Regions from separate parts of the Mus musculus genome. Here regions 2, 3, 4 and 5 are each linked to region 1. A link is a loop called in an ENCODE intact Hi-C map of the cell type or tissue named here. Cell type or tissue: heart. All regions are shown on one strand. Region 1 has its middle 79 kb from the start of Abra. Region 2 overlaps Oxr1 (oxidation resistance 1). Region 3 overlaps Oxr1 (oxidation resistance 1). Region 4 overlaps Abra (actin-binding Rho activating protein). Region 5 has its middle 9.0 kb from the start of Gm41312.

Region 1 (5,000 bases):
TGGTTTGCCTGATAAATGAAGTAGAGTCAGTGTATTAAGAAAGCAGACAGCAGCAGGAGGAGGTGTAGGGTATGGAACAGAGAGAGAGTGGGCTGCGAGGGGGATAAAGTCTGAACTGTAAAAAAAAAAAAAAAAAAAAAAGATTAAAGAACAAAAAAATAAATAAAAATTTAAAAAATAAAAAACAAAAACAAAAGAAAGTAGAATGCATCACTGAGAGCAGCCATGGCTACAGAGCTAGGAAGAAAAGAGCCAGCCATTCACTCACCGAGTGACTGAAGAGTTCTGACTCCTTACAGACTTATATACCACTTACAAAGGCGATGTTAAATAGGAAAGAGTTCCTGTCCTGCCAACTGGGTTCTGTCAAACATTTTGTTTACTCATTTGTTTGTCTTCTTTTGTTTTAGGGACAGAGTCTCACCATTTAGTCTTGTCTGGCCTAGAATACATGTACCCCAGGCTGACCTCCACTGAAGCCACATTCCCAACTTGTGCGCTTATCCTTCTTTTTCTTTATCTTTATATTGATTCTTTGTGAATTTCAGATCATGTATCCCAATATAACTCATCTCCCACTCCCCTTGTACCCATCCTCCACCCTTGTAACTTCCCCTAAGAGAGAAAACAAAATCTTGCTGTGGAACCTATCATGTGTCACAGTGTGTCCCACAGTATACCCTTTGTCCACAGTCCTTCCCTTGCAAATGTTCATTGCAGTGACTCTTGGTCTGCTACAAGGCCTCTGGCTTCTGCTTCTCTATCAATGCTGGAACCTCAGTAGGATTCCTCTCAGATAAGCTGTTGTTTTCCTATGTCATAAAAATCCTGCAGTTTTGGATCTGTAAGACCAGCCTCTTCATGCACCCCAGGAGTTCATCAGTGGTAGATGGTGGAGAGGGCCAATTCCCAAGCCCTGTATCTGGGTCTGGGAGATATCTTGAGTTGGTCAGCCAGCAGGCTCTTCTGTTCTTGTCCCCTTGGTGGCTCACCCACACCCCTGCAAACAGGGCCACCTCTCCCTTACTGCCAAGGTGAGGTGCAGGGCCCACTCTTCTAAGTGTTTCAACTGGTAAGAGACATGGCCAGTTCTCCCACTCTCATGACCAATCTGCCATATATGGACAGGGAAGAAGAGGAGGCCACCTCTCCCTCACCAATGCCACTAAACAGCAGAGCGAGGCAGAGTTGGCTCTCCCAAACTTGTGCTCTCAGGGCCAACTCAGCCACAATGCCAACAATGTTCTTTCGGATAGGGGGATGGAGAATACTGCAGCCGGCTAGGGGTGGGGCCAGCTCTTCACGGCCCTCAGACATTAACATGTTCCCAGGTGGCAGCCCAGACAACAGAAGTCTTTCTGGACTTTTGTGGTAACAGGCCCCTGCTGCTTCAGGGCCATGGACCCAGACATGGCCCCAGACATGGCCCCTGGTGGCAGCACAGGTCAAGACTCCACCATGGCCCCAGGTGGTATGGTCAGCTACTCACATCAGGCTGTTTCTCACTTCCCTTCAGTCCCCAGCTCTGCCTCTTTTCACTGTGCTCACATCCTTGTTTCTGTCTCCATTTCTCCACCACTGACTTGCTCCTCTTAGTAAAGCCAGGGGGTCTTTGAGTGCCTGGGGTCACCTCAGGAGTGTTCGCAGGAATGCTATACCCAGCTCGTGAATTATAGCACCAGACAGGGGTCATCTCAGGCGTGGTCTATACTCGAGGCCTGTATAGAGTTGGACTGGGGGTCATCTCAGGCTAGCCCTGTGTCCTGGCCCCATGGCACTGGTCTGGTTGTCTTGTCCTCACTCCTTGCCCCAGGGCCCACCGTAGCCTCATGTGAGGGTCATTTGTCTCAGACTCACTCTTACCTGGGGTTCTTCTAGTCTCTGGCTTGCTCCCCACCCTGGGAGCCAGTCAGGTGGTAGATGCCTGGTCGTCATCTAAAGTTTGCTTTTCTCAGGGAATGTAAGTTTACTAATCATTCAGATGGTGAGCCTGTCTCCTCTCTGCCACCTGCTGACAAACATGTGACATAGCAGCAACTCTAGAGTCTCTAGGGGCAGGGCCATATGGTCATTTTAATGCCTCTCTTCTCAGCCTTACAACATCAACGTCCCCTCCCCTAAAGCTATGGCCTCAGAAAACTTTTTCAGGGAACTGAAAGATGCTTCAGATTCATTTGAAAAAGTGGAGCCCTGTTCAGTTCATTGGGAGAGTTGCCTCTTCCACGAAGAATCAGATAAAACAAACCACTCCCTGCTTGAAACCTGAGTGGCTCTGGATTGACAGGCATTGCCCAAGAGGCAGTTTCATGTGTTTCTATTTTAAAGAGCTCTGGGGTCTTGTGGAAACTTCACCTGTGCTTTTTTACTTTCATAATGAGCTGCCAATCATTCACTACGAAGTAAAAAGAAAAAAAAAAGTACCTTCAACAAAATAAAGCTACTGTCACTATATCTGCTCACACACATTCGTGCCCTTATGCAGTGACATGCATTGTGTAAGTGAGGAGGAGAAAGCTCATGGCTCAGTGCCTAAACCTGTTAGCCTCTACTTTCCTCCTATAAAAGTTTCTAAGCAGATCCAAGACCAGATGTAAATAAACAGATGCATGCTATTAAAAAGGAACTGTTTCCAGAAACAACCACTCCACAGCAGCAAAACTTCCAACTGAGAGAACTTTTGGTCTGATTTTGTCTAAGGAGATTAAAACAGCTGCAAGTTTACAGTACTGTAAACAAAACATAAAATTATTAGTTGTTCTTCCTATCTTTGACAGGAGTGGAGTAGGTTAAAGGCAAAGTTACACTTAGCACTGATTTATAAAGGTTAAATTTATATTTTTTCAATTTTATTATAATGAAGCAAGATTTAAAAAAAAAAAGGAAAGGCTGTAGAGATGATGAAGGAGTTAATCAATTACTTAGCTGGCCTTGGACCTGGAGCAGAGAAACTGGGTAGCTGGGGCTGCAAATGCAGTTTCCTGGTAGAGACTAAAGATTAAGCAGGGGATGGCTACAGTTCCTGAATACTGACCTCACCATCACCCAGAACAGAAGCAGATGAGAAAATACTCACAGGTTATAAGAACTTTTCCAACCAAGTCAGTCTGAGTGTGGGAGTGAGAAAAGGAAGAGAATCTACAAAGCCTCTGCTGTCAAGCTAGTAGTAACCTTGGGCAGCTCATCTGCCATGGGCATCGTATAGCCTGTGTATTGTCCAGCAGGAAGCATTCAAGAGAATATACCTGAGAGAGAAGGCTGTGTCCAGAAGGTCAGTTTTGTTTGAGGATATCAGCTTTTGACTTCAACTCACCCACATCCAGTTTGCTTTGTGTACAGAGCAATAAGACTTTTGTGTCTAGGAGACACCACCACTACCATCCCCAGCAAACCCCTACTGTCCCTAGAAAAAGGGCAGGTAACTTCATCAAGCAATTGTCTGGGTAGAGAGGTGAATGCTTGGAGAAGAAGGAAGAGGTATTAAAATGTTGATTATGGCCATCAAGTATCAAGTAGTAATGGCCAGCCACATGTGGCTCAAGGGCAGGCACATAGAGTGAAGGTTGCCACACGCTCAAGATAAGACATTAGGCTTTTCTGAACCAAGGGCACAGTGACTAAGCTATACTTGTTTCATTTCTGGAAGGCAAAGGGAATGCCTTCCAGGAGTGTACTCTGATGGACCTGGGGTCGTGGAATCTGCCCACATGGATAAGTCTAGAAGAGAATCGCCCAGGCAAGACATGTATGTGTATTTTTTTTTTTTTTAAAAACCCAAACATCTTTTTTTTTTTTTAAATTTATTTATTTATTTATTATATGTAAGTACACTGTAGCTGTCTTCCGACAGTCCAGAAGAGGAAGCCAGATCTCATTACGGGTGGTTGTGAGCCACCATGTGGTTGCTGGGATTTGAACTCCGGACCTTCGGAAGAGCAGTCGGGTGCTCTTACCCGCTGAGCCATCTCACCAGCCCCATGTATGTGTATTTTAATCTCCTGGAATGTTTTCACTCACATTTTATATCTCTTGTTCTTTGCCAAAAAATAGTTACCTGAGCAAGCCAATTGCCTGGTTTACCTTAAGCTTCACGGTAGTGTAGTGATATAGTTAGCACTTTTCTACAGGAAACCAGCTGGTGTCATTTAGGCTGTGGAGATCCAAAATTCAAAATTACATACATTTCTGAGACAGTCAACTGGCATGAAATTCTAGTTTTTAACGTATGTCCTTTATGGAGAAGGAAAAAAAAATCACATCCCAGGTATTCGGCGGGAAAGATAGCCTATGGAAAAAAATATTGTATAGCTCCCAGAGATCAAGCAAATTGACTTTACAAAAAATGAGAAATGATTAGGCAGAAGACAATGCTGTGAATAGGAAGGAGATGGCTTACTTTGAAAGCTGTCAAGGGGAAAAGGTGTACTAGATTATTTCATATTTATACTAGAACTAAATAGCATCTAGATATGGTGTGTGTATTATGTGTGTGTGTGTGTGTGTGTGTGAAAGAGAGAGAGAGAAGAGAAAGAGGTATACATTTATGTCTGTGTACTATTGCCATTGCATGAAGATTATATAATAACCTATCAAGTTTACAAAAGGTAAAATAATCAATGGACCCTCAAATTTCCCATACAATAGCAAGTGGGAGCTGTGAGGAATAGTGGAGAATGTTAAGGACCAAGGTCATTTGTTGTGGTAAATCTCCAATCCAAATATGCCCCGGCAATGAAAACACGACTCAATTAATATAAATACATGCTGTGTGCCTAGATTGGGCAGATCTACCACTACACTACCATCTTCCACATCTATGAGACCCCTTAGAACTTGCAGTTTCTCCAGGCCATATGCATGTGCTCCACTTTTCTTCTTCTGCCTCCTCCTCTGCATCCTTTTCCTCTTCCATTTTCGCCTTCTTCCCTCTATCCACCCTCTGCTCCACCTTCCCTTTTATCTGCCCAATCATCAGCGCTCCTTTATTTTACAAATTAAGGTGG
Region 2 (5,000 bases), 290 kb after region 1:
TTTGACACCCTAAATAGCCTATTTATGGTCATTTAGCTAGGAGGAGTGAGGAGGTCCTACTTAAACATTCATCTGCGAGATCAAGTTCCTCTTCAATAATCTGACTGCTCTTGTGACAGAGAGAGGGAGGAGAGAGGGAGAGAGGGAGAGATGGAGAGAGGGAGAGAGGGAGGGAGGGAGAGAGGGAGAGAGAGAGAGAGAGACCAGGAAAATGTTAGTAATCCCCAAAAAACACACACAAGAGCTAATCAGATGCAACTCACAGCAGGGTCTTTATTCTATTTGAGCTAATTCACCCACTACCCCCACCCCCTACGCACCACCAGCACACAGGCCAGTTTTGGTGGTCGGGGAGCCCAGACTGTCTATTGGGGCAAAGCTTTATAGTAAGCAGTAAGCAGGGAGTACATGCATAAGCATCTAATTGGAAAGCTGTTGTGGCCTTCAACCTAGTTGTCTGGTGCTGGGAGTCAGATCATAAACTTTACTTCTGCTCTACTCTGCATTGGTGGTCATTAGGAAGGGACCATTAGGTCTTGTAACCTGGGGGTGCAGGTTTGTTGGGGGAATTACCTAGAAACTCTGCTCTTGTTGGGGATTAGCCTAGAGACTGAAGCTAGGCTCAGGCTTTCTTGGGGACAACTTGGAAACTAATGCTAGTTAGCAGTTAGTCTACCTGAGTTCAAACTTAGGTCAGGTTCTCTAAAATGGAGTTTGAATTTAAAGTCTTTGGGGGGGGGGAGAGAGAGAGAGAGAGAGAGGGAGAGAGAGAGAGAGAGACCCCACTGAGTGACCATACTTCAACTGTCAACTGATTAAAGTCACTTTGAATGTCTGCTAATCTTGACATTCTACAGAGGCAAAGTGACATCTATACTCTTCTAGACAGACAACAGCTATATTTAGAAAAATAAAAACTGTAGACATTCTAGAATTTGTTAAATTCTCTCTGATATTTAATTTCACTATACTCCACCCAGCTGAACCCACAAGCTTTTGACTTTCTTTGGCTGCTGAGCAGGCGTGGCCCTGGTGGGGACAGAGAGACTTGGTTCCTGCCCCTAGGACAGAATCCCAGTGTGAGCCTCCAGCAGTATTGATGACTGTAGTGGCATAACACTTGTTTGTGTAACAATGTATATTATTTCACATTCCTCCGAGGAATGGTTTCTCTGTTAATGTTATTGACTCCTTGATAATCAGACAGCAGGAGTCCAGGAGGTGAAGGTGTGGCTATGTCTCAGCAAATGGCAAGCACTGGGACTTTCAGCCCTAAAGGTTATGGAGAAGAGCTCTAAATACATGAGTTTGAAAATATATAATTTCTCAACTATGCAAAAATAAGGACGCAATATGAATTATGAGAACTTCATGAATCTAAAGGAACAAAGGGAGTTGCATTAATGAGTCAACTTATCAGAAAGATACAAAGGCAAGCAGATACAAATATAGGCAGATTCCTGAGTTCAAGGTCAGCCTGGGACATGGCAAGGTTAGCCCCAGGTGTGGTACATATGGTAATTTCAGGATAGGGTCCCACCCAGCTAGTTTAGCGTCTTTGTGTAACTGAGGCAATCAGATCTCTAAATGATTTTGCTATCTTAAAAGAAAACTTATGCTTGCTGTTTCCTAAGAATCAAAGGGCTGGGGCCACCAGTATGTAGATTCATAGAATAATCAAAAGGGAGCCTGGAATAAAGAACTGAATTGATATGTAAATTTAAAAATGGCTTTTGGTCTTCATGGGATGAACTAGCAGAAAGTGGTAGCAGTTCTCTATAATTTTCGCTAGTGAGAGCTGAGCAGTCTGGAGATCTTTGGAGAGCAAAGCGGCTCTTGATGAGTTTTTTTCTTAACAGGATTTCTGACTTGGTCAGATGACTTAATAGTTCTTTTGTAGCAGTTTTTCTAACATTGGTCAGAAAAACATGAGCTATCCAGATATCTTGTAGAATTTTTACCTGAAGAGAGAGCTGCCTCAACCAGAGTTTTATGAGTAGCAAGAGAAGCTGTCTAGGGCAGAACAGAGCAGAATACACAGACACAGAGAGAGAGGGGGGGGGGAGGGGAGAGAGGGGAGGGGGGGGAGGGGAGAGAAGGGAGAGGGGAGAGAGGGGAGAAAGGGGAGAGGGGAGAGAGGAGAGAGGGGAGAGAGGGGAGAGGGGAGAGAGGGGAGAGGGGAGAGAGGGGAGAAAGGGGAGAGGGGAGAGAGGGGAGAGGGGAGAGAGGGGAGAGGGGAGAGGGGAGAGTGAGACATTCTTACCTAAAATGCAGTACTCATCTAGTGACTTATTTTTACTTTTTAAAGGTTCAAATGAAGATTGAGGCTTCATATAGACAGAGTAGCTAGCTTTCCCTCTACTTATTCTAAATAAGTGAAATTTTATTATACGAATTCAAAGACTGATTGTTCTATAAAAAGTGAGTTTGCATGCTATCAATTTTTGATATGATGCTACTTTTAATGAACACCTTCTATTAGGGTTAATTAAGGACAGCCATGTGTGCAAAGAAGGCATAATCTATTTCTTAAGGTTCTCTCAGTAGGAAATAGATGCTATACAGAAGTTTGTGAAAGATAACTGAGGTCAAAAATCAATTCCTAGAGAAGCTATTTACATCTCTCATTAACCTAAAGAGGCATTTCAAATTGTTCTAGCTTTTCTTAAAATAAAAATTCTTCCAGCTTGATTCAAATACAGTGAATTGTAGAGGGCCAGGGATCGACTTAGTTGTAGTACTGCACTGTACCACCAGAGGGATCCCTGGGATTTTCAGTTGTACAAATCCTGAATTGAGACACTGAAAGGTACCCTGCAAAGAAAGGGCATATTGGCTGGCTGGTCTACAGGTTGATGGGTACAGTTTCTTTCCATGAGATTATTTAGGACACTGTGTTACCTCTAGAAATGTCACTGTACTATGTCACCCATAGACTATCTCTGTTCAACCCCTATGAGGAATGGCTGTCCTCCTGTTCAATGACAGATCTGCCTCTTCAGGCCTAAAATGGGGAACGAATTTTGCCTGCAGAGCCTGTCATGTATGGTTCATGTTTACCTCTTCTGCATCTTTTAGACATGATTCCTCATCTGTATAGACAGAGTGTAACAGAATTGTTCTGAGGATTACCTGAGATAGGATAGAGGGACTTATTTTATTCTGGAATATGAAATTCCTAATTCATCCTGTGATGGCTATTCATGATTGTCATCCGCACTCCATCGTCAATTAGCTAAAAGCCAAGTGGCTAGGTACACCTGTGAGGGAGTTCTCTAGATTGGATCTTTAGAAATGTGAAGACCCACCCTAAATCCTGATTCTTTGAGAGAAGAAGTTCCACCTTAAATCTGGGCTACACCTTCCAGCCATGGCAGACTAGATAATGACCAAGGAAGAAAGAAACTTTTGCTATTTGCCTGCTTCCTCTGGCTCACACTGGAGAGTCCGTTCCTTCACCGGCATTAGAGTCCACTTTTGTGGGATTCTGGAGTATACTGAAGACCAACTGAGACACCCAGACTTGCAGACTGAACAATTACTGAAAACTTAGACTTTCTCTCAGTAGCTAGCCATTGTTGGACTGTGGTCCACTGTGGGAAGCCAACTCCAAGATGGTGCCGGTTTCCGGTTGCCTTTGTCATAAACAACACCACTGCGCAGGCGTCAATTCAAATTTGGTGCCAACCCTTCCCAAGTGGGTGCATGCAAATTGAGTGCCGGCTGACTGACCAATCAGAGGGGGCCACAGAGCCTTCTCCTGTGCTGGGGTGCATATAAGCAGGCCTCCCTGGGCGCCTGGGGTCCCATAGAAGTATCGAGGCAAGAATCCGACTGTGTCGTGTTGTTCTTGCTGGTCAAGAGCAGACGGGACAGTCCACCACAGTCTGTCAGTCATTCTAATAAATCCCCTTTTCTTTCTGCCCCATTGCAGAAGAGAACTGTAACACACATGGAGTTTTAAAATGCTGTTGTTTTTTTACTAACGGTACTTTTTAAATGAAGGGATACGGAAATAGATTTGTTTTATGAAATGAACTTTCAGTTACATAGTTGATATATTTTAGTTTTAAAAATAATGCTTTGAGAGTCAAATTAGAAGAGAGGTTACAGAGACAAATTAAAGCTGAGAATCCAAACAACTCTTTCAACACAGTAATTAAACATGTTTTTGAAACTGATAAGAAATCAAACCATTGCAAATTCATGAATTAAAAATTTGCCATGAGGCTGGGAAGATGGCTCAGGGGGTGAAGTGCTTTCAGCACAAGCATGAGAGTTTAGATCCCCATGAACTACACAAAAACTAGGTGTGGTAGGACATGCCTGTAACACTTGTACTTAGTCGGGTAGAGATAAGCCAGTCTTGGTGATATCCTGTTTCATAAAGTGAGATGGAGAACAATAAAAAAGACACTTGAAGTCAACCTCTGGATTTCCATGTACACACACAGGTAAGTCTACTCAACATATACATGGGCAAGCATATACACACAGGTATGTACAGCCAATACACACATGCACAAGCACATACACACACAAGTAAGTACAGCGAATATACATATGCACAAGTGCATGTACAACATAGACAAGTGCACCCAATACCCACATGCAGAAACGTGTGCATACACAGGTAACTACACCCTATAAATGTGTGCACAAGCATGCACACAGAGTAAATACAACAAGAAAATAACCCACAGCTTACTTCTCTGTCCTGAAATTTAACTTCTAGACTTCTATTTTTCTATAGTCTTGGGATTTTTATCCACTATGGTCCAAGCTTGTTAGTGTGTCAACCTTTTTGTCTTATTTAGATGGAATAAGGAGTTTATAAGACAAATTTTATTTTCTGAAGGCAAAACACTTACTCTTCCTGATCAGTTCATAAATCAGAAATGTATAGAAGGTTGCATATGTGACAAAAAGCAGGAGCAAAGGACCCTGGCAAAGAGGCAGTGACATACGCCTTATGGGATTTTCTGGTTGATTCATTTTTT
Region 3 (5,000 bases), 120 kb after region 1:
TTGAGATGGGGATCTGCAGAGCAGGCTGGCTGTGGGGAGCAGTACCTGTGAGCTCTGGGCTGCATTGAGAAGGGCTGCCTAAGAGAATACGGTAAAAGAGTCATAAAGGAAGATGCCCAGCAACCTTTGTCTGCGTGTACACATTCGCACACAAACTACAGCTCACACATTTGCACACATGCATGCAACACATACACCCACATGAAAGAAGAAAAGATAACAAGTCAGTAGTTTTGTATTTCCAAACTTAACTGATCCAACCATAATTGGAAAAAGTTTTCGATTCTCTTTCTTAATGAGAATTCTGCCACCCAGCACATTACTGCCCCATCTAGAAACTTCATCCTAATCTAGTTACCATTAAATCCTTGGCATTCACATGCTGTCTTTTCCTACCTCATTTTAATCTACTTTCCACTGTTGCTAACCTACAACTTGCACAGGTCTTTGGAAATGTGGACAAATTTACCTTCTAGGACTAAGTAAGTACTGTGAGCACGCAGTTACCATGTGAGCACAGAGTTACCGTGATCACCATCCACAGTGAGAGGCTGTGGGTACCCAGCACCCCACCACCATCCACAGTGAGAGGCTGCAGGTGCCCAGAACTCCCCATAAATTTTCTTCCTGTCACTTTGCTACTCCTCAATTTCCAGGAACTCGAGAACCCTGAAAACCAATGCATTTCGGCTCCTTTCACTCCATATCAGGCCTTCCATATCAGGTATTCCACTCATCTATGAGAATCATCCACATGGTTGCTTATATCATTAGAAATTTCTTTTTATTGTTGTATTACTTAAAATTTTATAAACCTCTACAGATTTATCCATCTATTCTCTTGATAGTGACTCAGGTCATTTGTAATTTAGAGCTATTATAAATGAAACTAGAATTAAGATTAATAATTTTTATTTAAGTATTAAAATAAATGTACAATATAGACTATTTCTTTTCCTTCATTATATTGATGAGGATGTTGTATTTAACAAACACAGTGATGTTGGACATTGAAAATCAGAAACACAACTTAAACAGAAGACATATCACATATACTTAAATCATTGTACATGCTAAATACATGCACAGCAAATTCATACACACAAATAACCACAAACTTTAACCAAATGGATAATAAAATTTGAGCCCATTTATTATCACATTTTAGCATCTGCTCTATGTTTTCTAATAACATCTAGAAGAGATTAGACAAAAATATCAAAATAAGAAAAATATTGTTACACTATCAACCTCCCTAAACAAAGCATATAAAATGGCATAATCCTAAAAATTTTTATCTATAGGGGGCTTTGAAAAGCACTTCTCAGTATTAGCTTGGACACTGTTTACAAACTCATTAAATTTAAGCACAGAAAAAAAGTATTCCTATAAAATTAGTACCAAATTAATATCACCATATTCAAATCAAGATAATGCTTGTTAGGTGTGAAAGTTAGAAATAACAGCTAGTTGTGCTAATTGAGTGTTTTTTCATTCAAGAGAAGAAATACAGATAAGTCAGGTAGGGAATTTTTATGACAATATGATAGCAATGTTATTTCTATCTTTGCCATGTTATCTTCCTTTATGCTAGAATATACAAAAATCACTTTATTATTAATGATCCAGTATTTTAATGTAAAAACAGAGTGACAAAGAACATTAAAGTTACTACTCAGACTCATTCAATAAACACATTTGGGCCTGGACTACAAACTATGTCTTCAAAAAAAAAATCTGCTTTTGTGCAATGGATTTTCTTCTTTCTTTTTTTTTTGTACAATGAATTCTTAAGTCTATGGCATACCATAGGTTACACACTCACACAAAGTAAAAAGAAGCAAACAGAGCTGATGGAAGTCTTGCCCTCCTTACCTCCCACTCCCTGGCTGCTGCTTCACCAGCAGGGGCTTCATTCGCTTCAGACTCGTCCATCTTTTTGACTACTATGAATCCAGGCTCTCTGGTGTATTCACCAGAATCTTCTGCATAGATTTCTGGACTCCACTGAATGAAGAAGGCATACAAGTGGTCTGTCCTGTTAGAGCAAAGGACTATTAGCAGGCCTAGTACTGTCTGCTCTTAGCTCAAGTTAAAAAACTCTATTTGTGCAATGTCTTGATAGAAGCTGAAGACTTTCAAAATATACCACACTATATAAAATAATAAAGTCCATTAAAGGAAGATATTATCCTTAAAATCTGATTTGGCTATGATTTGTCAAGTCCTATAAAAAGCCGTGCCTTTGAAGGCCTTTCCCTATAGTGACTGCAGTGGAATACTCTCCTCCATGAAGCAATGGGAAAGAAGCCAGCACGCAGCATTCAGCATGATATCAGCAATCCACAGTGAACTCTGGCTTCCTAGGTTGGCGAGTTCATCTTTTTCCATATCTGCTTTCCCTTTCCGCTATTTTGCTAACTGCAGTAAACCACATTGTTTGGTACATTCTGTAATCAACATGTTTAAAGGTCAAACATACATCTAAAGCACTTATGTGTATGGATAACTGAATCACAAAATTCCCAGCTAGCAGATAACGACAAATAGCAAGGGTTCTAGGAGTTCTGCATCCATCTCATGATCGGCAAGGCTATGTGACCTCTGACATATTAAAAGGGGAGTAACTTTTACCTTCTGGCAACTGATCACTATCAACAATTCTGTTAAGTTTTCTACCTATGATAAAGTTTAAAATTACAATAATATTAACATGAATAAAAACCAAGGTACATTTTATTTATATTTGCAATGAAATTGCTAACTTGGGTAGTAAGGTCACCAAGTGGGATAGTATTGATTTTAATCAAGGAGAACAAACAGACTTTTTCCTGGTTAAGTTTGGAACACTTAAGCTTGGAACTAAGAACAACATAAAAACAAAATTCCATATAAATATTAAGAAAAAATAGGGCTGGAGAGATGACTCAGCGGTTGAGAGCACTGCCTGCTCTTCCAGAGTTCCTGAGTTCAATTCTCAACAACCACATGGTGGCTCACAACCATCTATAATGGGATCTGATGCCCTCTTCTGGTGTGTCTCAAGAGAGCAACAGTGTACTCAGATACATAAAATAAATAAATCTTTAAAAAAAAAAGAGAGAGATAACCAAGAATAATGAGAAAAACTAAGTTTTATGTTAAATTTAACTAAATAGTAACATTTTAAATTATAACCATTTTAATATCACTGGCTTATTCAATAGGCTCGGGTTCTTTCAAGTAGTGAATTATGCAAATCAAACTATTTTAATTACTAAAATCCCATTTGATACAAGAAATGTACATTGTTTGGTATATCTTGTAGTATCTTCTGCTTCCACTAGTGTTTCTTCCCCAGTTAAAAATGAGAGAGCCCTAACACATTCAGGTTTCTAGGAGGGCATTTTTAAGTGTAAACGCTCCCAAGCTGATCAAGACTGGTGATACTAGGAATAATTCTACAAAAAAGGTCTCTTTATATCCAATTGCTTCTAATTCATTGAGGAACACAGAACTGAGCTTTCAAGGACTAGGTCACCAATAGTCACTAAAAATTATGATAAAAGATGACTGAGTAATTTTTGGAAGACACACAGACACATTTAAAGAACTGGGTGTGGTTATTATAATGAGACATTACTGATGTTTAGAAAACAAAGCTTCCAGCAATTAAAAAAAAATGGGCGTGGTGGAGCAAATCCTGACATCGACCCCACACTTCACAGGAAGCGCTTCTCAGTGCTATCTGGGCTGCTGCACTGCTATGACTTTAAAACTGAAGCATGCTAGGTTGTTAGTGTCCCACCAGGAAAAAGTCATTACTCTTGTCAGTCATCTTAGCAAGTCAAGTACATGTGGTTTCAGTATATCCAGAAAAATATATGAGTATGTGCAATTTGTTGCAAAATCATTAATAAAGAATGAAAATATCTTAAAAGATTCTAAAGAAAACATACTAGAAAACACAAATTTGAAGATAAAATGTCAAAGAACTACACATCATTTTCCTTCACAAGGCTGTATCCGTTCATATGCTCATGAATCTTCATGGTCTAGGACATAAGTCCTTAACTACTAAAACACCACTCACGTTCCAATGTTTTAGCATTAAACTGTAGATATGCAATTTTAAAGATATAAATTAAAAGTATCAGCGAGCAGCTGATTTCATATAGACTTAGAACTAGCCTTTGTTTATGTATTTACCGAGAGCCCTGCTACACACTGCACAGGGTCACCTTGAACTCACTGTGAATGTCAAGCTGTTTTTGAACTTGGGATGCTCTTTCTCAAGCCTTTCTGGTGCTGGAATTAAAGGTGTATGCCACCATGCCTGCCTAATATTAGCTATTAGTTAGGAAATGTAAGCTTTAAGGTATTTTGCTTCTGGTGTTAGGATGGATAAAATAATCTTGTAAGGAAGACAGATGTTTTGAAGCTTTTATTTTACCTTTCTTGTGGCACTGCAAACCAATATTCGTGTTTTTTATCTCTTTGTGCATACTGTTGCATCGTAGCACTTGCTTGCGATACAAAGGTCTTCCTCATTGGTTTTCCGACTCTGAGACATAGGAACTTATGTAATCGATGCCTTCGCTTTTCCTTTAACAGCGAGGAGCCTAGAAGTGATGTGTAAACAGGATCCATTCAGTTTTCTCAGAGTATACTCAAGTAGCTTAGATGAAGCAATTTTACATTTTAGTTTCTCACTGTAAAATAATGAATCTTACTGGTACTTGTGCATATTCATTTAACTGCCTCACACTTTTTTTTTCTTTGGGGGGGGGGGTGGAATATATAGTTACTGAAACAGCAAGACACAATGAAAGAGCCAATCATGAAATTCAGTTTTGTCGAGGGCCATTAGGAAAACATGCAAAGCTCAGCAGAGACTTTTCAATAAATTGCTAATGATAGCTGTGCTGAACTGCATGTCCTGTAAGACAGTCTGCGTAGTCTCTATTACCCTGCAAAAATCACAGCTAAGTAAGTATACATAAGAATAAATTGCTAATAAC
Region 4 (5,000 bases), 82 kb after region 1:
ATGTGAACTACCTGAGCCACAGGTATGAGAATGATGGCGGCGTGTCTGAAGCTATTCAGCCAGAGAATGACATTGACAGAATCCTTCTTAGTCACGACTCGCCAACACGGAGAAGAAAATGCACCAACCTGGTGTCTGAGCTGACCAAAGGCTGGAAAGTGATGGAACAGGAAGAGCCCACGTGGAAGAGTGACAGCGTAGACACAGAGGACAGTGGCTACGGAGGGGATATGGAGGAGAGGCCTGAGCAAGATGCAGCGCCTGTGGCTCCTGCCAGGATCAAACGCCCCTTGCTCTCCCAGTAAGTGAATACATCCTTCTACTCCTTATGCCTCAATCACAAGGAGTTCCAACTAATACTAAAAGTATAGAGGGCAGACGATAAATTGCCAGTTAGAGTGGGTTCTTTTGGGTAGCACATCCCTGACCTGAAAGAACAGTGCTAACTAACTTCGGCTGTGGCTCTTCTGGTCCATGCCATCACTGATTTACCTACAAGTGGGAATTGCTGTCAGCACTCTTCTCAGGCTTCCTGAATTAGACTTGTACATGGACCACCTTCTTGGTGTAGTAGAAATGCATATAAGCTTAGAAAATGAGACACTGAGACACTAAGACACACGAAAGTCACATGAACACCGAGGCAGCTGGAAAGGTTTCCGGAACTAGAGCTTGTTTTATAATCCCCATGCTACTCGAATTCCCTTAGCATAAAGCAAGATGTCAGTTTTATTGATCTTGGTAACCTCTAAAGTGCAGGGCTTAAGGGGCTTTAAAACAAAGAGAAAAAAATAAAAAACAAAAAAACATGGCCTTTTACTTTTCTGTGTGTGTGCACATGAGTGTGTGTATGCATTTGTGCATGCACGTGTACATTCTGTCATTCACCTCTCATATACAAGACAAGTATCTCACTAAACCTGAGGTTTGCCATTTTGCCTCACCTGGCTGACCAGGATGTCTGTCTGCTTTTCAGTGCTGGGCTTCTATAAACGTTGGCCATATTTTTATTTTTATTTTTATGTGGGGTCTGGGGATTCAACCTCAGGTCCTCATGTTGGCATTGCAAGAACTCTTAACTATCTCTCCAACCTAGCTTGATACTTACTCCCACTCCCTTCCCCCCATTCCAATGAAAAGAATGCTTTCCTTGGACTTGGGAATAGTTACCAATTTGTAAAAAGAATCAGAGGCCTGGGTCTCAAGCTTGTTAGAAAGGAGAATAAAGGTCATAATTGTTCAGCAATGATGGTGCTGCAATTTAGATAGTAGTCTTGACATGTGACACCCCCCCCTTACACACACACACACACACACACACACACACACACATTGATTAGTTAAATTAGTGACAGTCCCTGGGCAGTGCCAATAACCAGCATTTCTGAGCATAGTGGAATGAGGAGCTGGGGTTCTTTAGCCACAAAGACAACTGGGCACTGACTGTGGGGGTCACAACCATCTCCCTTCATACCGGTACATCCCAAACATGTACTGGGAAATTCCTTCTTAAGACCTCTTGACCCACTGAAGCTGCCATTCAGGTGAAGGACATTTTCTAGAGACTGCTCAAGCTTAAGAAATTGAGATAAACTTGTACTGTATGGGGATCTCCCCAGTTAACCTTGCTGCATGTTTATCTCCCTCTGGCTAGGAAAAAAAAAAAAGAAAAGAAAAGAAAAAGAAAACCAACCAAACAAACAAAAACCCTCATTCCCTTCCCATTCTAGCCTAACAGCGAGAGGACTTAAGAGGATTTTCTGAACATGGGAATTAATGAAATTTCGCCATCTGGTGGATGTTATTTCCTTGAAAATAACTTTCGAGGGTGCATCTAAACCGTATATAGGTTTGGTGTCTGTGTTTGATGGGCTATTTGTGTGTGTGGGCTGCTTGTGTGTGTCTTCCTTACAGCAAACACTTGCGCCCTGGCACTGTGATGACATAAGAAGTCCACAAACTCAGGCTATTCTGATAGGACAGAGCTCATGACCCCAGGGACAGAGACTGAAATGCTTTAGAAGCAGTTAAGTAAGCAGTTGCTGTGTGATTCACTGAGCCCTTTGTCTCCTGAGCCCATTTGTCATGGAGAATTTAGAAGTTTGTACCTTGACAGATAAGCCTGGCCCACTCTCGGGCTTAGAACAGTGACTTATGAGTGCTCATAGGGCCCTGCCATGCCACCCATGGGGACAGTGCTGGAATGGCTCGTTACACCTTCAAGTCCAAAGCTTCCAGATGTGAGGCTACTTAACGCTCTGGAGATAAAGTTGGGTGCTTTGTGAAGATGGACTCCTCCCTCTGTTTTAGAGGAAGCAGTATTTTTTTTTTAAGTTACATCCTGACGGCTTAACTTGGCTTCAAAGTCCAGTCTTAGCCTACTGCTTACAGTTCTGTGTCTTTAGGGTGCTCCTGTGTCTTCCTGGCTTCAGTTTCTTCATCTACACAGCTGAAATATCCATTTTTAAAGATTGCGGAGAATAATAAGTATTTAGAAAAATGCCAGCCAAATAGTGTTCAATAAATGTTTTTGGTCTTCTACCTGTGCAACCCATTACTTTAAAAAATGTGTGTTCATCATTGACCCTAGTGTAAACAGGCTTTCATAAAAACAAACAGACAAAACCTAAATAAATATGGAATTCTATGTAGAACTACTCCAATCTGTATAGCAGTACCAAATGCATGTTTGGGAAATAGCTCTTATCAGAAACCCTCTAAGAACTGATTCTAGTTCAAGAATGTTTGACATGCAACGTTTTAGTAGATGGCCTCACACTCTATGTAAGGAAGGTTTTGTGTTTTGTTTTTTAAAGCTTGAGTTTAATATCACTAGTGGCTAATCCATCATTGTTATTGATAAAGAAAGTTGTGACATATACCACGACAGAGACTACACATGGGAAGTACACGGGGTCCGGCACTTGCTTCATGTATTCACTTTGCTTCTCCACTTCTCTCCGCTAGGGCAAACAGGTACTCTGAGACACTCAACTGTAAGGCCCATCGGAAATACAGCCAAGTGGACAACTTGAAAGGGAGGTGGCAGCAGTGGGCCGATGAACACGTCCAGTCCCAGAAGCTCAATCCCTTCAGTGACGAATTTGACTATGATCTAGCCATGTCCACTCGGCTCCACAAGGGAGACGAGGGCTATGGCCGCCCCAAAGAGGGAAGCAAGACAGCTGAAAGGGCCAAGCGAGCGGAAGAGCACATCTATCGGGAAATTATGGAACTGTGCTTTGTTATCCGCACAATGGCTCGCCACAGACGAGATGGCAAGATCCAGGTTACTTTCGGAGAACTCTTTGATCGCTATGTTCGAATTTCTGATAAAGTCGTGGGCATCCTCATGCGTGCCAGGAAACACGGACTGGTGCACTTTGAAGGAGAGATGCTATGGCAAGGCCGAGACGACCATGTTGTGATTACTCTCCTTGAGTAAGCCCGCAACAAATCCACTCACCGCTGATAAATAGTAATGTGTTACAAGCTCCAAGGCAAGCTGCTCTGCAATGTTATCAATATTAAATGATTTTATATAAATGGCTTTTGGTACTGTTTCTATGAGGTTACTATGTGAAGATTTTGACGAAGACACTCGACTTTTTGGAAGAATGTATTAAGACTATCAAACATAGTATATTGATATTTGGAATTCCACTTACCTTTTTAAGCAAAAATTTCTGGCCTTCATTGATAAAATTATTATAAATTGAAAAGTACACATTACAGGTAAGAAAACTGACCTTAGATAAAGTAGGACAACATCGCAATGTAATATTTTAGGGGAAAAAATTCCATTAAGCTGAATAAAATTGGAAGTTTGGCCTAAAAAAATCCTCACCAGCTCAGAATGGCCTCCAACTCTATTTAACGAAGGATGACTTCAAACCGTTATGTCAGCTCATCCTCTGTAGTGCTGGGACAGCAGGCTTACATGCAATCATTTCCACTTTGTTAAAGTGGTAGGGCTCATGCCTGCCCAGGAAGTACTCTATTTCTGAGAATATTCTCCACTCTTTTGAAAAAAAAAAAAATCACAGCACCTTTGGTGGGTAAACAAAGTTAGAATTCAAGATGTTGAAGCTCCTCTGTGTGGTTTGATTACAGCCAGGTTCCTTTAATCAGCTTTCCTCATTCAGATGTGAACAAGTCCTGCAAAAACAAATGCTATCAGTGGCCTCATGACCCACAAAGACGGTACACACTAGGACAGTGGGACACTGGTGGGAGGGTCAGACTTGTCTTTGTGGAGTTCATGAGCAGGTTTGATTTTTGCTGAAAGTCTTACTGGGTAATACTGTTTACATTATGCTAATAAATGAACAAGAAATACAGAAACTCTGTGAAACGAATATTCAATGGAGCAAAAGCTCATAGAATCATTTAATTTAAAACCTGGGACATATTTCTTTCCTGTTCTAATAAAGAAAATGTCATAAAACAAAAAAAAGTAACTAAAACAAACAAACAGCGTATCAGTTCTTCTGAGATAAAGAAAAAGCTAATTTAATACAAGGAAGCTAATACTGACCTGCCTGTGACTAATTTTTTCCTTAATGTGTATTATAATTCTAAAGCCAAATGAATATGAGACTACAATTTCTTTTCTTTTTTTTTCTTTTTCTTTTCTTTTTTTTTTTCGAGACAGGGTTTCTCTGTATAGTCCTGGCTGTCCTAGAACTCACTCTGTAGACCAGGCTGGCCTCGAACTCAGAAATCTGCCTGCCTCTGCCTCCCAAGAGACTACAATTTCTTACTGTATTTGAAAAAGCTAAAATTAAAATGGTTATAATACTTTGTATAATACACAATACTTTGTATTATAACAATAAAAGTATTATAACAATAAATACAAAAGTCAAATTATTATATCTCAAAATAATGGGAACCCATAATTGTTACATGTCAGAAACAATACAAATTAAATAATAGAAATTATCAATAATGATTGCTTCAAACTGAAAATTCTAACATATTTAAGGAGACATACACGA
Region 5 (5,000 bases), 620 kb after region 1:
AACTCTTTGGTGTTCATTACAGTGGAAGCCAACACAAACATTAATTTCAGAATGACTATAAATTAGAAAATATAGATAAATAAAATTTTAGTTTAGTTGGATTATTGAAAAATTCTCTCCAATCATACATTTTAATTAGTAGATATATACAATAAGCTAAGCAAAATTGTATGTAATTGAAACTGGTAAGACTTTTATATGCTGCTCACCCATTTGGGAACCTCAGTGACAACTGACTTTACTGGTTGCTGATCAACATGCAGTTGAGCTGGAAGTACTTCAGGATTTCAAACTGGAATCATATAATTTGTATTGATTTGCCTTCAGCCTTCATGTGACTTACTAAAAATGTCAATCTAAAACAAATCTTAGTGGATTGAATTACTAGTTCAGCTCTTCCTCTAAATGACAAGACATGAATATATTAGCTACTAAGGCTTCCTCCTGGATATATTTTTAAATTTTAAATTAAAGACATCAAACAGCTAAAATAATTTTTGTGAGTTATTATAACAAACTCCAATAAATTTGGCCTATGATTCTGACTACCAGACCCTGAAATTAATGTTTTTTGTTTTTTGTTTTTTTTTGCTTCATGTTACCCAATCTCCTCTGACTCTAATTCACTTTCTTGTGCATTGGTGCCTATGTGTGTGCTTACATGTGTTTGGTTATATATAAAACCTTGTTTGTAAACATGTGTGCATACATGTGTGTACATATATGTATTTGTTTATATATAAAGCCTTGTATGTAAGCAGTGTATCTGCATGTGTGTGCACACATGTGCTTATGTGCAAAGCTGTCCTTTGCCTCTTTCTCCTGAAGATACTGTAATGACAGCCAGATCCTAGAACAATCCAGAATGACATCTTAGTCTGAAGATCTTACATCTATAAAGAGTTATATTGAAGATAAGATGGATGTTCACTTTTCGATATGTAAGGTAACATTCACAGCTTCTAGGGATTAGGAAAGGGATACATATGTGGGATATCAGCTTTTCTTTTTTCAGACTAGCACAGTGCTTGCCAGAAACTTAATATATGTAGAATTCTGTTTAGAATACATCATTTAAAAATGAGAATGACGCAATTTATGTAAATAGAGATATAAAAATAGGAGAAAATGATCTTAGAAAAAATGAGATTTTATCTTGTCATAAGTCTCCAGACATTGATTCTTATTGTGATTCAGAAATTGTGGAATACTTCTTTTCAGGAAAAGATTTTTTAAAAGTATAGATTTTTTTTTGAGGTAAAAACATAATGAAAACAGTAAGAATAAAAGTTGGTCCCAATACAGAGATACTGCAAAGAGGAATTTCAGGTGGTTGGAATGTAATTAAAATATGTTCATTCTTGATAATAGGAGAAACCATTCTTCTTCCATTTTTGGCTGGTTTTTCCTTCGAAAAACCATCAAGCTCCCAATAATTTACCCTGAGTGAACTTACTGACTCTGCTAGCATTTGATCTGTTTTGTCTGAAGCTAGTCATCACTAGTTTAATGTGCTTGATGTTTATGTTTCCCCACACCTTCCTAGCACATGCCTGCAGAGGCTTTGTCTGCAGTAGGGACAAGGGGGACACATATATAGTATCACAACACTGTTGTGTAAGTAAAAGATTCAGTGAAGGCCCCAGAGAGAAATTCTCAAATCTTGTGGATGAAAGCTAGGTGTGGTTATCATACCTGGAAGCCAGGCTAACTGCAGGCTGGAAGGCTAAGGCAGGAGAACTGTTACAAGTTCTAGGACAGCTTGGAGCACATAGTATCAGATTATCCTGGGATACAGTATAAGATCCTGTCTCAATAACACAGAAGTCCAAGGAAACAAACAAAACAAAAGAAACAGACAAAAAGTCCTATCACCATCATATAGGAAAGATCAGTGACCATACAACTATTCTTTTGTTCATTCACAGGTTACAGTTACAAGTGCTGTGATAGACAGCAGCCCTCTGGGATCTGTGGTGATGTCATGGGTTTTCTGCCTCGGTCCATCGATTTAATAACCATAAAATGATCTCACCTAATAATTCCCTTCTGTCTCAGATCTCTCTCTCTCTCTCTCTCTCTCTCTCTCTCTCTCTCTCTCTCTCTCTCTCTCTCTCTCTCTCTCCCTCTCCCTCCCTCTCCCTCTCCCTCTCCCTCTCCCCCTCCCCTCTCCCCTTCCCCCTTCCCCTCTTGTTTATTTTTGGTTTTGAAGAAAAGGTTTCTCTGTGTAGTGCTAGTTGTCCTGAAACTCGCTCTGTAGACCAGGCTGGTTTCAAACTCACAGGGATCCGACTGCCTTTGCCCAGTGAGTGCTGGGATTAAAGCTGTGTGTCTCCACCACCAGACCTAATCTCTATCTGGCCCTGTCTCCACCTTGCCCGGTCTCTGTGTTGTACATTTTGTCTTTCCTTTCATGTTATTTTCCTGTACTCACTTTAGTTACTTATTCATTTATTTACACAATCTTCTTTCTTAAAAGGGAAGCCGATTTAATGATCTGAGACCTGATTTAGTTTCTGAGTAAGGCATCTGTTACTTTAAAATTTTTCCTATTTTTTGATTTATCAAAAATCCACATATTTTAACATGGATTCTTTTTTTCATTTATCACCAAATACTTCACAGGTAAAACAGTTTGCATGTCTTAAAATGCTTTACAATCTTTGAAGACATGTTTAATAGTTCAGAATATATTCCATCTTCCTCTGGGCATTGTGAGTTTTGTAATGAATGTCTGTTCTGCTGTTGTTGGGTAGAATATTAATAATGTGACTGAGAAGTTGGCGAGATGGATCAGTGGGTACAGACACTTGTCACCAAGCCCAGTGATCCAAAATTCAGTCCCCAGAACCCATTTAGTAGGAAGGAACTAAATCCCACTAGTTGTCTTTTGATCTCCATACACCTTGGCACAAATATGAACACACATACCGTGTTTTTAGAGTCTACTAGGGGAACATGTTCAAAAAATTGCTAATTATTCATACAACTATATACGTTTTTATTTTTGTAAATTTAATTTCTGTTGTGTTTACAATGCAGCTGTTCTTTACAAGGTAGTGATGTACATCGCCCTCTGGTGGCCAAGATAGAACTTCGGTATCTCTAGAATTATCAAGCTGAAGTGAGCGCTTTCATTATCACCGTTTTTGAATATTTCCAGCATGAATCATTTCACTAAAATGTTATAAATAAACACTGAATTTGAAAATCATTTTTATCATTACAAGTTTAACTACATTTTTCTACTATTTTCTCAAGTCATGGCTGTATATAATTTCTGTGTTAAAACTGAAAACTAGCCAGGCGTGGTGGCACACACTTTTAATCCCAGCACTCGGGAGGCAGAGGTAGGCAGATTTCTGAGTTCGAGGCCAGCCTGGTCTACAAAGTGAGTTCCAGGACAGCCAGGGCTACACAGAGAAACCCTATCTCGAAAAACCAAACCAAACCAAAACTGAAAACTAGTGTCGATCACACATACAAGAAATTAACAATCATCTTTACTCTAGTCAGACTGTAATATGTACTTCGTTATTCTAAGTATCCCACCACTGGACACAAAGACTGACACCTACACCCCCCAGAGACAGGCCTGCAGCAGATTCTCTTCCAGCCTCAACGTGGCAAAGTTATATACACAAACTTTCTTGAAGGCACAGTTGAATGAAATTTCTCAGATTCAACTTTCTGGATCGAATTTAATCTTTCCTCTATGTGAATCGTCAAGAACTTATTTAAGTTCATTTTTGTGTAACTTAATATACTCAAAATTTCTAAGTGAGCTTTCATCATTAATATGAGGAATCCCAAAGTGCTTCTAGCCCATAGGAAGGCTCGGTTTAGAGGAACCCAGATAGTTCACATCATTGGACTTTCTGCCCTCTGCTGGGTTTGCTGGTGTGGAAGTTTACACTGCTTCCCAGAGAGAAGCAGAGATTCAAGTAAAGATGATTAAGTTGCAGCAAAGCTTTTTATATTCTGGCTCAATACCCACCATTGGTACTGGATACCCACCACTGGTACTGGTTACCCACCATTGGTACTAGATACCCATCTGGCACTGAATGAACCAACACTGACCACACAAGTCTAAAACCAGAAGCTGCCATCCACAGTATCAGAACCACACAAAAGACAATGGATACAATATCACACTTAGGTTTGCTCCTGAAGCAAATCTGGTTTGTACCTGGTTTGAATTGACTTTATTTATTATTTACTTATTGTTCTAGCACTTCTTGCAAATTTTGTCTTCATCTTGCAGGCAAGCATCTTCACTGAAAACTTGTTTCTGATGCCCTTAACTCTGTGTTGTGCATTTTAAACAGATGGGATTTCTTCCGGTTATTTTCGATGGAACTAGAAGAGACCAAAAGGAAGGGGAATGACTATTACACTGGATGTGTACGTCGTCGGTTCTTTTGATTCCCTCGGGTGCTTTAGAGAGTTCTAAATCCCTCTTCATGTCTATCTCTCTTCACGCTCTTGGATCATAGCAGTTTTTCCATGGTCCTGCTCACAGATCTGAGTGGCTCTCTCACACTCACCTCTTGGCATAATCAGCTTCAAATTCAAATATGCCATCTGGGCTCTATGGGGACATCACTCTCGTAAGATTGGCAGTAGTGACAATGTTCACCTAGCTTCCTGGCCCTGGTAACTATCAAGTTGAATTGATTCTTTCTTTAGTAACTATGTCATGTACTACTTGGGAAAGCACACCTGTTCCAGTGATTCAAGGTTCACGCATGTCTTCCATGCCGGGGAACCAGGTCAAGACAATTCTCTCAGAGCTCGTTGTGCAGTGTTCCTCCAGGTTCCACTGGTCACCTTTCTTTTCCATCACTTTTTTTAAACACAACGCTGACGGTAAGTGGAGAGAAATCTTCACGGAGCTGCCTAGGCCATCCCTTAATCATATCCACAGGTTCCTGCTCATCATCAGCATGACAGTCTGCCTAGGATTAAGTATGATCTCCTAAAATGCTGTGTGCGGG

What was found. Hi-C counts contacts between places; a loop is a spot of excess contacts. Peaks named below come from ENCODE experiments on the same cell type or tissue, not always from the same donor. Only the 100,000 strongest peaks of a DNase experiment are listed, where the experiment ranks them.
Region 2: a loop joins it to region 1, with 2.7 times the contacts of the local background. A loop is called at or near these places in 2 of 42 quality-filtered maps.
Region 3: it touches region 1 in a loop (5-fold over the local background); 16 of 42 quality-filtered maps call a loop at or near these places.
Region 4: it touches region 1 in a loop (5-fold over the local background); 15 of 42 quality-filtered maps call a loop at or near these places.
Region 5: a loop joins it to region 1, with 6 times the contacts of the local background. A loop is called at or near these places in 9 of 42 quality-filtered maps.

What each region holds. Positions count from the first base shown.
Region 1 is chr15:41,946,056-41,951,055 of GRCm38, reverse strand. It overlaps the pseudogene Gm24751. Among named protein-coding and RNA genes, the nearest start is that of Abra, 79 kb to the right of the region's middle. In heart, a CTCF peak has its summit at 2,013 (motif pointing left); no DNase peak of the experiment used is centred here; H3K27ac peaks cover 214 bases.
Region 2 is chr15:41,655,052-41,660,051 of GRCm38, reverse strand. The region is part of intron 3 of Oxr1 (oxidation resistance 1); the gene reads right to left. Among named protein-coding and RNA genes, the nearest start is that of Oxr1, 210 kb to the right of the region's middle. In heart, a CTCF peak has its summit at 2,743 (motif pointing right); no DNase peak of the experiment used is centred here.
Region 3 is chr15:41,822,928-41,827,927 of GRCm38, reverse strand. Oxr1 (oxidation resistance 1) reads right to left here. Exons shown (of 17, transcript NM_001130166.1): 10 at 4,433-4,601; 11 at 1,876-2,038. Among named protein-coding and RNA genes, the nearest start is that of Abra, 44 kb to the left of the region's middle. In heart, a CTCF peak has its summit at 3,037 (motif pointing left); no DNase peak of the experiment used is centred here; H3K27ac peaks cover 191 bases.
Region 4 is chr15:41,864,320-41,869,319 of GRCm38, reverse strand. Abra (actin-binding Rho activating protein) reads left to right here. Exons shown (of 2, transcript NM_175456.4): 1 at 1-301; 2 at 2,968-4,027. The coding sequence ends at 3,445. Among named protein-coding and RNA genes, the nearest start is that of Abra, 2.9 kb to the left of the region's middle. In heart, CTCF peaks have their summits at 1,815 (motif pointing left) and 2,982; a DNase peak (open chromatin) is centred at 3,049; H3K4me3 peaks cover 2,700 bases; H3K27ac peaks cover 2,640 bases.
Region 5 is chr15:41,323,912-41,328,911 of GRCm38, reverse strand. No RefSeq gene overlaps it. Among named protein-coding and RNA genes, the nearest start is that of Gm41312, 9.0 kb to the right of the region's middle. In heart, a CTCF peak has its summit at 3,067 (motif pointing left); no DNase peak of the experiment used is centred here.